Regions from separate parts of the Homo sapiens genome. Here region 1 is linked to region 2. A link is a loop called in an ENCODE intact Hi-C map of the cell type or tissue named here. Cell type or tissue: A673. All regions are shown on one strand.

Region 1 (8,000 bases), 240 kb after region 2:
CCTCCTATATGATAATTTATCACATGTCACACAGATGGGCTCAAACCCTGGCTTCCCCTAATAGTGGCTATGAGGCTTGAGACAATCAGTCTCTCAGTTTCCATATCCTTTTATTTTATTATAGTAAAATATACATAACATAAAATTTATCATTTTAACCATTTTTTTTTCTTCTTTGAGATGGACTCTTGCTCTGTCGCCCAGGCTGGAGTGCAGTGGCGCGATCTCAGCTCACTGCAAGCTCCGCCTCCTGGGTTCACACCATTCTCCTGCCTCAGCCTCCCGAGTAGCAGGGACTACAGGTGTCCGCCACCACGCCCGGCTAATTTTTTTGTATTTTTAGTAGAGACGGGGTTTCACCGTGTTAGCCAGGATGGTCTCAATCTCCTGACCTCGTGATCCGCCCGCCTCGGCCTCCCAAAGTGCTGGGATTACAGGCTTGAGCCACTGCACCCAGCCCATTTTAACCATTTTTAAGTGTACGGTTCAGTAGCATTAAGAACATTCGCAATGTTGTACAACCATCATCACTATCCATTTCCAGAACTGGTTCATCATCCCAAGCAGAAACTCTGTGCCCATTGAATGATAACTTCCATTCCCCTCCATGTGGCCCCTGGTAATCACTACTCTACTTTCTGTCTCTATAAAACTTGCCTGTTCTAGGTACCTCATGTAAGTGGAATCATATAATATTTCTCCTTTTGTATATCGTTCATTTCATTTAGCATAATGTCTTAAGGTTCATCCATGTTGCAGCATGTATCAGAATTTCATTCCTTTCTAAGACTGAATAATCTTTCATTATATATATATATATATATCACATTTTCTTTATCCGTTCATCTATCAATGGACATTTCAGTTGTTTCCACCTTTTGGCTATTATGTTCATATCTGTTAAAGGGGATGTAATATCTATTTCACAGATTGTTGTGAGGGTAAGATAACCAGGAAAAGGCCTGGTATATAGTAGGTGCTCAGTTAATGCTATGTTTTTTTCTCCCTGGCATAAGTTATTTATTTATTTATTTATTTATTTATTTATTTTATTTATTTTTGAGATGGAGTCTTGCTCTATTGCCCAGGCTGGAGTGCAGTGGGGCAATCTCGGCTCACTGCAAGCTCCGCCTCCCGGGTTCACGCCATTCTCCTGCCTCAGCCTCCCAAGTAGCTGGGACTACAGGTGCCCGCCACCACGCCTGCCTAATTTTTTTGTATTTTTAGTAGAGACAGGGTTTCACCGTGTTAGCCAGGATGGTCTCGATCTCCTGACCTCGTGATCCACCCGCCTCGGGCTCCCAAAGTGCTGGGATTACAGGCTTGAGCCACCACGCCTGGCCAAAAGTTCTTATATTTCCTTTAAGGCCCAAGTAAAGGAGTGTGATGAAAGGGACCGGATAATTCTTTTCCTATTTCTGTGCCTCTTTTGATTTCTCTGTTATAACTTCTCTAATTAATGCTTGGCTCTTCAAATTATTTACGGGAGGAAGTATTCCAGAGGATATGGTCGGGTGTTGGGAGGGGGAGGTGGGGGAGATGGGCAGGATGAGGGTAGAAGACAGAAACAGACATCCAGTTAGTTATATGTTGCTAAGCCTAAGAATATTTGCTGGCTGAAGGATCTGTTAACTTTTTCCAAAACGGTAATAGTGCTTACTGCAGAGATAGCGATCTTTGAAACTTGACCCTCCTTATTGCAAAAGCCCCAAGTGTTCAGATCTGGGCCATCAGGACTGGAAAATGAAGATGTTTTACCTCACTTCATCCTTTTCTTCTTCTAGGGCAGCTACTTCATGCCAATATGCAGTAGGATAGGGCAAAAGGTTGTGTTTTTCTTCTGTAACTTAAAGGAAATAATGTATTTCAAAGGATCCTGAGAAAGACCATATTTATTCTTGAATTCTTGTGGAATGTAAGTGGTATAAGGGCTTCTGGGGAAGCCAACTGTAGTAAGTCCCTCTCTTTAGAAAGCAAATGTCTAGACAGCTGGAGGGACCTGTCTATCCAGGGTCATAAACAAGTTGGTTTAGAGTAGGGACTAAAATCTTGATCACTTTACATCTAGCTAAGTATGTTCTTTTGTGCCTTACAGATCAACTGGTGTAAAGCTGATTTTCCAAACTTCGAGTTTTAAGGGAAATGGATAGGATACTCTTTTTTAAAATTATTTTTATTATTTTATGACAGAGTCTTGCTCTGACGCCCAGGCTGGAGTGCAGTGGCGCAATCTAGGCTCACTGCAACCTCCACCTCCCCAGTTCAAGTGATTCTCGTGCTTCGGCCTCCCAAATAGCTGGGACTACAGAATCATGCTGCCACGCCCAGCTCATTTTTTTGTATCTTTAGTAGAGAGGGGGTTTCGCCATGTTGGCTAGGCTGGCCTGGAACTCCTGACATCAAGTGACCTGCCCGCCTTGGTCTCCCAAAATGCTGGGATTACAGGAGTGAGGCACTGCGCCTGGCCCAGGATACTCTTACTAAAGGGTTTCTGGAAGTTTCTTTTGGGAGCAGCACTCATTGAGTAACCGTCTACTCTGTGCAAAGCCCAATATTGAGCACTATGAAGGAGAAATGAAAGAAACAAAAGTCATGGAATAGGGACCCTGGAAAAAGGAAAAATGGATACCTGAAAATATTATGCGGGTTTATTTGGGTTGGGGTGATCACTGATAGATAGATGCAATGGATTGAAGGATGATCCCCCAAAAGACACGCCCATGTCCTTATCTCCAGAAACTGTGACTATTATTTTATGTTGTAAAATATTGAACATGACTTTATATGACATAAGATATGATTAAGTTAAATCTTGACAGTAGGAGTTTTTCCTGGAGTACCCAGATGGACCCTAAATGCAATCACAAGTATGAAGAGAGGCAGGAGAAGTTTTGAGAGAGAAGAAGAGGCAGCAGTATGACCAGGTAGGTTAAGATTTCAGTGATGTGATCACAAGCCAAGGAACTCCTGGAACCACCAAAAGGTAGAAGAGGCAAGCAATAGATTTTCTCCTGCAGCCTTCGGAGGGAGTACAGCCCCTCTGACACCTTGATTTCATACTCCTGGCTTCTAGAATATGAAAGAAAAAAAATTTCTGTTGTTTTAAGACACTCATTGTGTGCTAAATTGTTACAGCAGTCAAGTGAAAACTAACAGCATATCTAATCTTTGACCTTTTACATTTCCTCGTTGCTTTCTCTCAAGGGGTGTGGGGCAAATTCCTTATTCTTTTCTATCTAGTTCTGCTGCCATCAGAAGCATAGAACATGGATCTCACAGTGTTGCAAGTAGATCACTTAGTCTCCTTTGGTTTCATTTCACAGAGAACATGGTGGAGGCTCAGAGAAGTGAAGCGACTTGCCCACATTTACACAGTTGCTGAGTGTGAGCCCAGACGTGGAACCCGGGTGCAATACCCAGATAGTACTCCTTGCTTTCTGCTTACAGCCTAGAGAGAGGGAACTTGCAGCTGAGTTAGGAGACAGAGGCTCACAAGCACAAGGCAATACTGGCAGAGCGTAGACAACAGGTTTAGGCACCCGTGAGTCTACACAGTAACACTGGAGAGTCCACCAACTTTACCTCCAAGAAGACATCTCTAATCTGCCCACTTCTTTCCATCTCCTTTGCCAGCAACTCTCTGCTTAAAGATCCATAGTGGCTTCTTTTTTTTTTGAGACGGAGTCTCGCTCTGTCACCGAGGCTGAAGTGCAGTGGCACGATCATGGCTCACTGCAACCTCCGCCTCCCGAGTTCAAGCAATTCTCCTGCCTCAGCCTCTTGAGTAGCTGGAATTACAGGCATGCGCCACCACGCCTGGCTAATTTTTGTATTTTTAGTAGATATGGGGTTTCACCATGTTGGTCAGGCTGGTCTCGAACTCCTGACCTCATAATCCGCTCTCCTCAGCCTCCCAAAGTGCTGGGATTACAGGTGTGAGCCACTGTGCCCAGCCCCTAATGGCTTCTTATCATCCATAGACTAAGACCCTAATTCCAGATGGTGGCATAACAGGACCCTATATGATCCAATACTCGCACCTTCTCCAACCTCATTTTCTACCAGTGTCTCCATCCATCACCCTCCTTCAGCACCTCCAGCTGGCTGACCTTGGGTTGCCCTTGAAGCAGGCCAAGATCTTTCTTGTCTTTGTGTCTTTGCACTTGCTCTTGTCTGCCTGGAATACTTTCCCCATGGCTCTTCCTGTGGCTGACTTATGTTTTATCTTCAAGTTCCAGCTCACATAGCTCCCCACAGAGGCTTTGAAGTGGCTGTTTCCTCCATATGTTTCTTATCACAGGCTGAAACAGTCTTGTTTATTTGTTGAGTGTCTTCTCTTGTCACTAGATTAAAAATGCTATGAAAATTCTTGAGAAAGATACACCCTCTTTGTACCTGGCACAGTGCCTGACAGTGTAGGTACTTAATAAATATCTGTTGAATGAATGAATTTACCAGTTTTCCTAAACTGGGCTACCTAAGGAATTTACTATATATTTCCTGCACAAAAGATTTAAGACTCTTTCTTTCCTCCTGAACAATGCATATCAAAGTCTCTGAAAAATTCTAAAGAAAACTAAATTTAGACTGTATGCAGGGGCTGATGCCTGTAATCCTAGCATTTTGGGAGGCCAAGGCAGGAGGACCACTTGAGGCCAGGAGTTCGAGACCAGTCTGGGCAGCATAGTGAGACCTTGTCGCCACAAAAAATAAAAAGATTTTAAAAATTAGACAGGCAAGGTGGTGGGTGCCCTCAGCAACTTGGGAGGCTGAGGAGGGAGGATCACTTGAGCCCAGGAGTTTGAGGCTGCAGTAAGCTATGATTGGGCCACTGTACTCCAGCCTGGGTGACAGCATAAGACTCAATCTCTACAAAAAAAAAAAAAAAAAAAAAAGGAAACACTTTTAATAAGCCTGGCATATTTGACCCACATATGGTTTTAATAAGCCCAAGTGTATTTGGCCATACATCCTATTGTTCAGGAGTTTGTGTAAATGTTCCTGAATATAGATGTTCCCCAGAACAGTTAGAGAACTCTTGGTGTAGAAACTGGTAACAGCTGAATCCAGTTAAATCACCAGTTCATTTGAAAATATCCAGTTGACTCCAGGCAGCAGTATGTGTGTATACACACAGTTTCGTGTATATAAACAGCAGAGTGAAGTTGCTAACAGAGCTGGGGTAGTGATAGTGATAGGGGAGGAAAACTCATAGGGCTGGAGAGGTGGGGGATTATGACCTCGGCCATGGATTTCAAATTCTGTCTGGAGGTAACTTAGAGTGGAGCAAGTTCTCAGCTTCTCAAGGGGAGTTTGACCGTGAGTCTGGACAAATCAAGAGCTTGCCATGAACAGCACACAGAAAGATCCAGCTCTGCTGCCTCCACGTGCTCTGCTCACATAGTGGCCATCCTGTTCCAGAAAATGGGCTTTGTCATCACTTGGCTCACATCCTGTCTCTGGGTGACCTGAGAGTGACCTATAAATGTTTGACTTTGCTTTCTAATAGAAAAAATAATGCTGTCAGTCGTTGCTGTATATTTTGGGTACTCTCCTCCTCTGTAAATTGTGTCTTTCCTTAGACATATAATTCCAGTGACAACAAAGCCATTAGGTCAACACTCACTAAATAAATTTTTTAAAAACCCAACACTTTGATAGAGAGGGAAGTAAGATGCTCAGTGATCTAAGTCTCCATAGGGAGGGCTAGGAATGGGTGGCTGTGTTTGGACACTCTTACCACATCCTTTTCTCTGAAGTACACCACCTGGGCAGTTCCTTAGAATGTGAGACCACGGGCTGGGTGTGGTTGGCTCATGCCCATAATCCCAGCACTTAGGGAGGCTGAGGCAGAAAGATCACTTGAGCCCAGGAGTTCAAGGCCAGCCTGGACAACATAATGACACTCTATCCCCAACACACAACAAAATTTTTAAATTAGCCAGGCCTGGTGGTAAACACCTGTAGTCCCAAGCCACTTGCAAGACTGAGGCGGGAAGATGGCTTGAGCCCAGGAGTTTGAGGCTGCAGTGAGCTATGATCAAGCCGCTGTACCCCAGCCTGGGTGACATAAATAAGTAAGTAAATAAATAAATAAATAAAAAGTGAACCCATGCAGTTAGGTTTTGAAGCATTTAGGTTACTCCTGTTTTCTACTCTTCTGCCTTCCTTTCACGTTTAAAGGCCTGCAAACCATATAAATCATCCCATAGGTTTCTTGGCAAGTTCAGCACTGATCCAAATAAAATATACCAGGATCTTTGTTCTGGGAATGGCAGTAACGATTTCCAGGTTGTTTTTAAAAATAATAGTGTATTTTTAAACTTTTTATTCAAGTATAACATATATGCCAAAAGTGCACATATCATTGGTGTACATAGAGTGGATTCTTAGAAGTTGAACACACGCTAATAACTAGCACTGAGAACAAGAATCAGAACATTACCAGATCCCCTGGAAGCCCCTACTGTTCCCTCCCACCCCTGCAGGTAGGAATACACCACAATTTATTTATTAGTTCTACTATTAATGGGAGATTCCCAGGTTTTAACAGTAAAATAGATATTTAGAGTAGTTGGGTCAAGACTAAGTAGGGCAGTGGGATAGATCTTCATTGGGTGATGTCTGAAATAACTTAGTGTTTTCCCCTTTTGAGGATTAGTAGCAGAACTCTCTGATTCTCTAGGAAATATCTACCTGCATGGCAGCATGGGAATTTGCAGTCTGGTCTGACTCCATTAGTTCTCTGTGCATAGAAATGTCAGGCTGGAAGGGGATCAGGGCAAGTTAGAGCCAAGCCCACTTCCTCTTCTCTCCAGCGGAAGGGTCATTAGCAGCTGACCACCAGTGTCAGCTGGGCAGCGATGGAACTGTTGACAAAACCAGAAGTAACTTTCCTAGGAAGTTGGTTTTAAGTAGGTGTTTGGTGTGAGTCTTTGGAATATTCATATTTAAAAAGTGGGTTTAGAAAGATGTTTATTAAAAAGGAGGAAATGTTAAGAGATAAATGAAGCCCCCAAATAAATTATCTCAGACAAAACAAGCTTTCAAAATAAGATAGGAAAAACTGAGAAAGGAAAGTGTCCTGTAGCATTTTGATGTGCATTACAAAAGAGAAAGAACCGCTGAGGTCAGCAATCATCCTGGCTGGATTTACCTCCTCACTAAAAAATAAAAAAGCTGCAGGGATTACCGTTAAAAAACTCACAAAACGAATACCTGTATTGTTTTGCTTTTAAAAGGATCACACGTTATTTTTTAAGACCTAGAAAACATAGATCAACAGAAAGTAAAAATTTTTAATGTTAATTTAACAACTGGGGATAACCACTCATTAACATTTTAATGAGTATCCTTTGAGTCTATATACATGTATTTACACGCCTTTTACATTAATGATGATAGTATACGTACTGCTGTGAAACTTGCTTTAAAAAAGTGTGTTATGGGCTTTCTATGCTTACAATACATTTTTAGTGAAATAAAGCAAGATAAACTTGCACAGGCAAGTTTAAAACCTCTGGCTTCTTATTTGAGGAAAACATAATACAGAAGGTAAAATAATCAAAACAAATTTAAAATCTTCACGATGCATCATAAATATTTTCCCATGCCAGTGACTACTGTTCTACAACATGAGATTTAATGACCATATTTTTTTTCATCGTGAAGAGATACCATAATTTAATGTATTCCCTATGTGTGGGCATTAGGCAATTTTGCATTATTCATTACTAGAACAAACACTGCAATGGATAGTCTTAGAGAGAACTATCTGTGCACATTCATTATTGTTTACTTAGAATAAATTCCTGGAAGAGACATTGCTCAGTCAAAAGCTATGCCCTTTTCAAAGCATTTTGATACTGATTTCCAAATTTCCCTCTGGAGAGGTTGTACTGATTTACAGCCCACCAGCAGTGTTTATGAGTGTTTGCCAATGCTGAGTAAGTGCAAGCATTTAAAGAAGGCTTTGGAAATATGATAGGGAATACATGGTA
Region 2 (8,000 bases):
AATTTCTTGAATGTATTAATTATACTCAGTTTAAAGTTTATTCCTGATAAACTCTAACATATAGATTACTTGTGAGGCTATTTCTGTGATCTGCTTTTTTATGTGCTTTTTGATTAATTCTTACCTTTTTTGCCTGCCAGGTTTTAAAAATTGAACTCTAAATATTGTGTGTAAAAAATTACACAGATAATCAGAGCTATAAAAGATATTATCTTTCTCAGGAAGAATTTACTTTTGCTTGAGACAACAGTCACAATAAAAGTAGATCACTTACTCACCTTAATCCCTCCTTAGTCCCCCTTGGTGGGCCCTGATCTCAATTTTTAGCAATGTCTCTCCTATATGAATAAAAAAGAAAACTCTAATTAGTTTTTCAGGCACCAAATGACACCAGTTGGGCTCAACTATATGAACCTACTTTTCTCTGGGTTTCTGCTTGCTCAAGTACTGGCTGCATTGGTATCTCTTCAATGCCTTCAAGATTAAACACACACACACACACACACACACACACACAAACACACATACCCCTTCAAAAAGGTATCAATCTAGAGCTACATACACATATACATCTATATTTCTTACTGTCTTGGCAGTTCTCCAATACCTTCAAGAACTATTGAATAACTACCAAACATACTATTTTATATTATATATATGTTGTCCACCCTTTTTAGTAGTTCTTAGCAGGTAAGTTTGTCTAAACAAATTAGCTTGCCATGGCCAGAAGTGAAATTCCACTATGTTGGAGTTTGACTGGATAAATCTTAAACTTTATCTGGAAGAGTAAATGCAAGAGAATAGCCAAGGAAATTTTTGTTTAATTCAGGAGAATTTGTCTTTATATTATAAAGTTTTAGTAATAAAACCACATGACAGTGAGACAAGAATAGAGAAATAGATCTATATAACAGAGAAAGGTATCAAGAGATGTTGGTTATATTATATATTTATTATAGTACTTTTTAAATATTATATAAAAGGAAGCATTTGCCATCATATAAAATGAATGTCAGATGAATTAAAGATCTAAAGATTCAAACAATCATAATGTTGAAGTAGAAAAGCCTTTCGTAGGTTAGCACACAAAGTAAAAACAAATGACAGATTTGTCTACATTATATAAAACTTGTATAGGGCAAAAGATACCATAAGCAGTGTTAAAAGGTAAACATATAAACAACAAACTGGGAAAGACATAAACAGCAGACAAATGCACACACACACACACACAAACACACACACACATATACACAAAGTGGGACAGGTGAAGAGACAATTTACATAAAAGGTACTAGAAATAGCCAATAAACCCATTGAAAAATGTTCAACCTCATTGTATTAAAAAAATCTGAGAAACAAAATAAGAGTTTTCTAATATTTTAGATTGACAAATATTTATATATATTTTTGGCAAGGCTGTGAAAATATAGGATCTCATATACTCTTGGTGGGAAGACAAACTGGTACAAATCTTATGGAAAGCTACTTTACAATATTTATCAAACTTTAAAACATTCATATCATTTCACTTCTAGGAGTTTCCTCCTACAAAAATATTGGCACTTGGGTAAAAGACATATACTGAAGCATTATTTCTAGCAGTATAAAATTGGAAATTACCTAAATGTCCCTAAGTAAAAGAATGGTTAATTAAATATTCGTGAATATATTAAATAGTATATTATATACTTATTAAAATGCATAAGGCAGGTCTATACTTATTATCATAAACTCTATATTGATTAGTGAGAAAAGCAAATTATAAAAATTTTATAGTATGATGTCTTTGAAAAACCTCTGTGAATTATTCCATATACATTATGTGTGTAGGTGTCTATGTACTATTGTGAATTATTACATATATATATTGTGTATGTGTCTGTGTATGTGTGTGCAAGGGGCTTGTTGAGAGAGCTGAACCCAGTAACCAACAGAAAATGGCTGTGGGGTGATTGTTTACATGCCCCCCAACCCCATTCATATGCTGCTATATCAGGCAAATCCCAAAGCTTCTTTTCTGATCACTTGCAGCTATTAAGAAATCCAGCCAGTAAAATGAAAACTTCAACTTCACATCCAATTGAAAACTTCTCCTCTCTTGCCAGCACAGGCCTAATCCTAGTTTCTAGGATTAATCCTAATCCTAGCGGGGTAGAGAGAATGTCTTCTCTTACACTCTTCCTTTCTTTCCTCCTACCGTTGTTGATGACTCCAACAGGGTCAAGTCCTGAAAAAGGAGGTGTCAGCTGAGTACGGTGGCTCATGCCTGTAATCCCAGCACTTTGAGAGACTGAGGCGGGTGGATCACCTGAGGTCAGGAGTTCAAGACCAGCCTGGCCAATATGGTGAAACCCCATCTCTACTAAAAATACAAAATTTAGCCAGGTGTGGTGGTGGGTGACTGTAGTCCCAGCTACTCAAGAGGCTGAGGCAGGAGAAGTTCTTGAACCCGGAAGGGGGAGGTTGCAGTGAGCCAAGATCATGCCACTGCACTCCAGCCTAGGCAACAGAGGAAACTCCGTCTCAGAAAAAAAAAAAAAAAAAAAAGGAGGTGTCAAAGGAAAAGGACAAAATGTCTTACTCAGCCAGTGCTGGCTGTGATAATCCCATCTGTCATGACAGGCATCTAAATTCTGGCTCCTTCATGGAAACCTTTATGGGAACCTTCAACATTACTGAGGGAGCCACTCTCCACTTACCCTCCTGCAACTTCTCACAGTGGTTCACCCTACAAGCTCATACTTCTGGGGTCCCTCCACCCTAACAGGCCACTCTTTGGAGCAGATTTCTGTCAAGATGTCTAAAGTCCAGTGGATCTCTACGCATGACGCTCACACATTCTTTTTCCACCATATACAACTTGTCAAACTGCTGACTCTCCCCAGGATGTGCCATCCCGGGCAGCCCTAGCCAGACTCCTGCCTTCAGTCTTCACCTACAGGAAAATAGTCACCTGTCACTACAGGCATGTACACCCCAACTCCCACAGACACACTCGAGGCTCCCCCATATAACCCTCCAGTCTCAGTCCACCTCAGTGCCCTGACCAGGATGAGCTTCCAATACCCCAGCTCAGCAGGTATTCGGCCAAGGAATAGAGTGCCCATTTCCTCCCACACAGGAATGAGCTATTCACATAGGGAGCCCCCTAACTGGGCCTGAAACAGAGGAGGAGAGAAAAGCTAACGACCTCTCTACTCCTACAAATTCCCTTCAAATACTCTTATTTCAAATTGATTTCTAGTCTACTTTTACTAGGCTGTTAGTATTTATGTCACTGGTCTCCATTTGCTTTGTTTTAGAAAATCCTATGGGGTGTATTTTGTGCTTCTCTTTAGAATACGGGGACCCTTATCACCAATTGTTTTCAAATTTAATGCGTTGACTGCAAATCTGAAACAATAGGAAATATCCCATTTAGCACTCTGTCCCGTTTATGCCACACACACTCTCATGCACGCACGTGCGCACGTGTGCAAACACATGTAGTTTGTTGAGCGGAACAAGATCTAGGATACCCACAAAGTGTTAACGCCGGTGATCTCTGCAGTAGAATTGCAGGCCAGTGTGAATGGTAACTTTTACTTTTCACTCTATTTCTGTATTATTGAATTTGCTTATAATAACCATGCAATTCTTTTGTAATTAAGAAAAGAATAAAATAGTAATGGTAGTAATAATAATAAAATATTGATAAATGCTGGCAGTCTTAAGTCTCAAAGTACCAGGCTATACTAGATGCCTTATTAACATAATGTGTTTTAATCCTCTCCACAGCTTCATAATTACAGCCTTTTCACAGATGAGGAAACTGAAATTCTTTGGTCAATTTAGTCCAAGTTCTAATCTGGGCTTGGCTTAAAAAACAAGGAAGTCTGCCTCCAGAAATCCATGGCAATTTAATCTTTCATAGCACTTCATAGCAGTGCCCAAGTGACAGGCAGAGAAACAGTGTTGTTGACTTGACTACAGACTGTGAACTGCTTTTGTGCACCTGTTGCACCCAGTACGGTGTGCTGTGTAGGTGTTTATAAGATGTTCCATAAATGCTTGTTGGATGGGTTGGGAGATCATATAATTTATCATTCAAATCAGGACACTTCTGATAGTGAAAGTGGGTGCTATTCATAGTTACATAGGTACAACGTGAAAAATCAGTACTGTTATGCACAAAGGAGTTGCACAAAGGTCACCCTGTTGGTGGAAGGAAGGAAGGAAGGAAGCAAGGAAGGAAGGGAGGGAGGGAAGAAGGAAGGAAGGAAGGAAGGAAGGAAGGAAAGAGAGAGGGAGGGAGGGAAAGGAGAGGAGTAAGAATACAACCATGTTGTTTTATGATCCTGCAAATCTTTGAGTAGTGAATAAAGCTTATTCTTCCACAATTAAAGGCAAGAATCTTGAAAATAAAACAGACCTGCAGGGAGATGGTATATTTGTGTAAACAAGTTTCAGTTATAAGTTAGACATTTTAAGGCTAGGCACGGTGACTTACGCCTGTAATTCCAGCACTTTGGGATGCCAAGGCGAGTGAGTCACTTGAAGTCAGGAGTTCAAGACCAGCCTGGCCAACATGGTAAAACTCTGTCTCTACAGAAAAAAAAAAAAATAGCCGGGCATAGTGGTGGGCACCTGTAATCCCAGTTACTCAGGAGGCTGAGGCAGGAGAATCACCTGAACCTGGGAGGTGGAGGCCACAGTGAGCCAAGATCATGCCACTGCTCTCCAGCCTGTGCAACAGAGCAAGACTCCATCTCAAAAAATTTTTTTTAAAAATTTAAGTCTTACATTATAAAAGAGGTGGGATGGAAAGTAATCTGGAAGAGAAGGCTGAAAGAGGAGTCTGAAGATTAAAAAAAAATAACTGTTTATTTTCCACTTTTGACGGACAGATAGTGACTGTGTTAGGAGACCCAGTGAGGCATCCAAGAGAAAATGCCCTATGAACAAAGTTCTTTCTAACAATTCATCTGGGGAAGGAAACGAGCTGGGAGAAGAGTAGGTCTTCTCTGTTGAGGATTGTGCTAGAACCAGGTCAGAGGCAGCAGAGATGCCAGTTCATACGCAGGCCCAGCTGAGGCGCATCCAAACCTGTCCCCTCAGCTGGGAGGAGCTGGGCATGAAGGAAGGGCCAGAGCTGGGGAGTCAGAGTCAAGCCCTAGACACACTACTTGGGCAAGTTGTGCCTCACTTTCCTCATCTGTCCATCTGAGATGAAAATAGCCACTTTACAGAATAAGGTGGAAATTCAAAGAAACAAAATGTAGCAGACACATGCCTCCCTTACCATGGCCATTGTCTTTAAAGTACAGTCCACCTGTTCTGGATAAGGGCGAGCAGCTGAGGACACGTGCTCAACTAGTCAATGCTGTTTCATATCTGATGCTGATGCTGTGGACAACAGGGGACTTCATGTCATTGTTGTCTCCCAGGTCACATCATGGGCTGAAAGATAGCTTCGGCTTTCTGAGAACATGGCTCTGCATCCCACCATTTACTTCCCTCTTCCGAGGGGATTTTCCTCTTGGAATCAGGCTCTTCATTCTGTGGAATCTGGAGCTTCACCAAGAGGCAGGCTGAGTGTGCAAGGTTGGGCATCCCTGGTTATACTAACATTGCAACTTGTGTTTACAACACAAGTTAGGGTAAGGATGCGTCTATGTGAGCATGTTCATGCGTGTGCACACACATGTGCATGTGTGCATGCAGGCATGTTCATGTCTGCGTGTGCATATATCTTTAGTGGGAGAGAAAGAAGGAGAATGGAAAGGACCGAGCCCACTGATGTACCACAGATTATCTCCCAAGCAGGACCCCCTGCATCTGGAATATTCACTTGTTCCCAACATGCAGGGAGAAGAAAACTAATTCACAGATACACCATATTATAAATCTAAATTTTTAATGGCATTTTATGTTATTAAACCCTAATGAGAAAAGCCTGAGCAGAAGAGAAGTCTAGCTTATTAAGCTCATTTTTTGCTCTATTTTTCTTTTTCTAAAGAGATTCAAATTCAAAGTCTGCACAACAAAGGAGCGCTCATTCCCCTTTATGGAGTAATATGTTTGTTTTGTTTACTTTAAATTGGGCTTAAATTAGGCCTCAGAAGGAGGGAATTCATTAAAATCCTGCTCTGTGATGTTGGCAGGTTGCCATCTGAGAGGCCTGTATTACTTCTCTTGATAAAGTTCAAAAGAGAAATAACAAATGCCACAAATAAGAGGATGGTTTTACTCAGTGTGCCAATTTAAAATGTTTTCATTAGAGTATAAAATCATAAAATTAGAAAGATGAAACTGATTCTTGACAGGTAGATCTTTCCCCACTTAAAATATACACAGATATTGTGTATACTATGTGTATTTCCTTCTAATATTTTTAAATAAAGATATATACACACAAACCCAAGAACACACATGTGTTGTAAAACTGGTATCTTGCCTTATGCATAAATATGGGCCCTGCTCTTTTTCATATGATCTTATATTGTTATCATTGCTTCTGCCACTGACTATTATTTGAAAACAATATTTCTTTAAATGGCTATATAATATCCCACCATAGTCAGGCATAAATCATCATTAAGAGTTCCCTTTCGTTGTTTGTAAAGATTATGTCTAATTAATCACCATTTTAAGTACGTCTGAGAAGTAGCCGTTGTTTAAATATAAACTTGAGACCAGCTATGTCTTTAAACTCTTAGAAATGGAGTTTTCATGTTCAAAGAGGTGCTCATTTTAAAACTTTTAGGACTTTTATCGTGAAATGCCCCCCCCCATGAAATTTGTCACTGTATGGCTCCCACTAGAGGGGAGGTAGGCTGAGATCTCACTCCACCCGCACCAGCCTTGAGCATCATTCATTTCAATCATGCTGATTTATGTGTGTCCACTGCAAATTTTTTTATTATTATTTATTTATTTGTTTATTTTTAGATGGAGTCTCGCTCTGTCGCCCAGGCTGGAGTGCAGTGGCGAGATATGGGCTCACTGCAACCTCCACCTCCCGGGTTCAAGTGATACTCCTGCCTCAGCTTCCCGAGGAGCTAGGATTACAGCTTAACTGCATGAAATTTATCTCCTGGGAAGTGTAAAGTAAGACTCTCACTTGAATTTTTCAAATATGCAATTACTTCAGTACTAGTTTTTGAATATTCTCTTTCCTGTTATTTGTAAATTTTCTTTCATCACACATTATTTATGATTCTACAGCTTTCCATTCTGTTCCACTTATTTCCCTATTGTTTTTTGCAGCTTACCTAAAAGTTAAGGTAGTTGGGTAATTTATTTTGATATCCGATGCTTCACATTTGTTTTAATTTTTTTCTATATTTTCTTAACTATATCCTCATGTTTGTCCTTTCAGATGAAATTCAGAATCCATTTGACAAGCTTCCCCACTGATTTAATGTCCTACTGAAATCATGCTGAACCTACAAATTAGTTTGGGGAATGCTGTTTCCTGTTTTTTGTTGTTTTTTTTTTTTTTTTTTTTTTTTTTTTTGACGGAGTCTTGCTCTGTTGCCAGGCTGGAGTGGTGCAGTGGTGCGATCTTGGCTCGCTGCAACCTCCGCCTCCTGGGTTCAAGCCATTCTCCTGCCTCTGCTTTCTGAGTAGCTGGGATTACGGGCACATGCCACCATGCCCAGCTAATTTTTGTATTTTTTTTTTTTTTAGTAGAGACCGGGATTCATCATGTCTGTCAGGCTGGTCTCGAACTCCTGACCTCAAATGATCCACCCGCCTCAGCCTCCCAAAGTGCTGGGATTACCGGCATGAGCCACCGCGCCCTGCCGGGGAATGCTGTTTCTATACTTAGCACTTGGGAACATAAGTTTCTAAAGTAAGAGTTCAAATCTACTGTCTGCTATTTTCATGTTATGTGACCCTGGGCAAATTACTTGATCCTCCCTAGCTTCAGTTTTCTTCCCTGGACTATAGGGTCATGGTGTCATCATTCATAGTCTCTTTCCAGCGTGACACAAATGGGCACTCAATAAATA

Evidence for each region. Hi-C counts contacts between places; a loop is a spot of excess contacts. Peaks named below come from ENCODE experiments on the same cell type or tissue, not always from the same donor. Only the 100,000 strongest peaks of a DNase experiment are listed, where the experiment ranks them.
Region 1: a loop joins it to region 2, with 4 times the contacts of the local background. A loop is called at or near these places in 1 of 110 quality-filtered maps.

Annotation. Positions count from the first base shown.
Region 1 is chr17:55,447,230-55,455,229 of GRCh38, forward strand. SMIM36 (small integral membrane protein 36) reads right to left here. Exons shown (of 5, transcript NM_001395421.2): 5 at 2,627-3,069. Among named protein-coding and RNA genes, the nearest start is that of MMD, 29 kb to the left of the region's middle. In A673, no CTCF peak of the experiment used is centred here; DNase peaks (open chromatin) are centred at 1,692, 4,272, 4,982 and 7,932; H3K27ac peaks cover 918 bases.
Region 2 is chr17:55,204,328-55,212,327 of GRCh38, forward strand. It overlaps a transcript of STXBP4 not described here. Among named protein-coding and RNA genes, the nearest start is that of HLF, 57 kb to the right of the region's middle. In A673, a CTCF peak has its summit at 6,767; DNase peaks (open chromatin) are centred at 3,134, 3,894, 4,124 and 6,144; H3K27ac peaks cover 5,356 bases.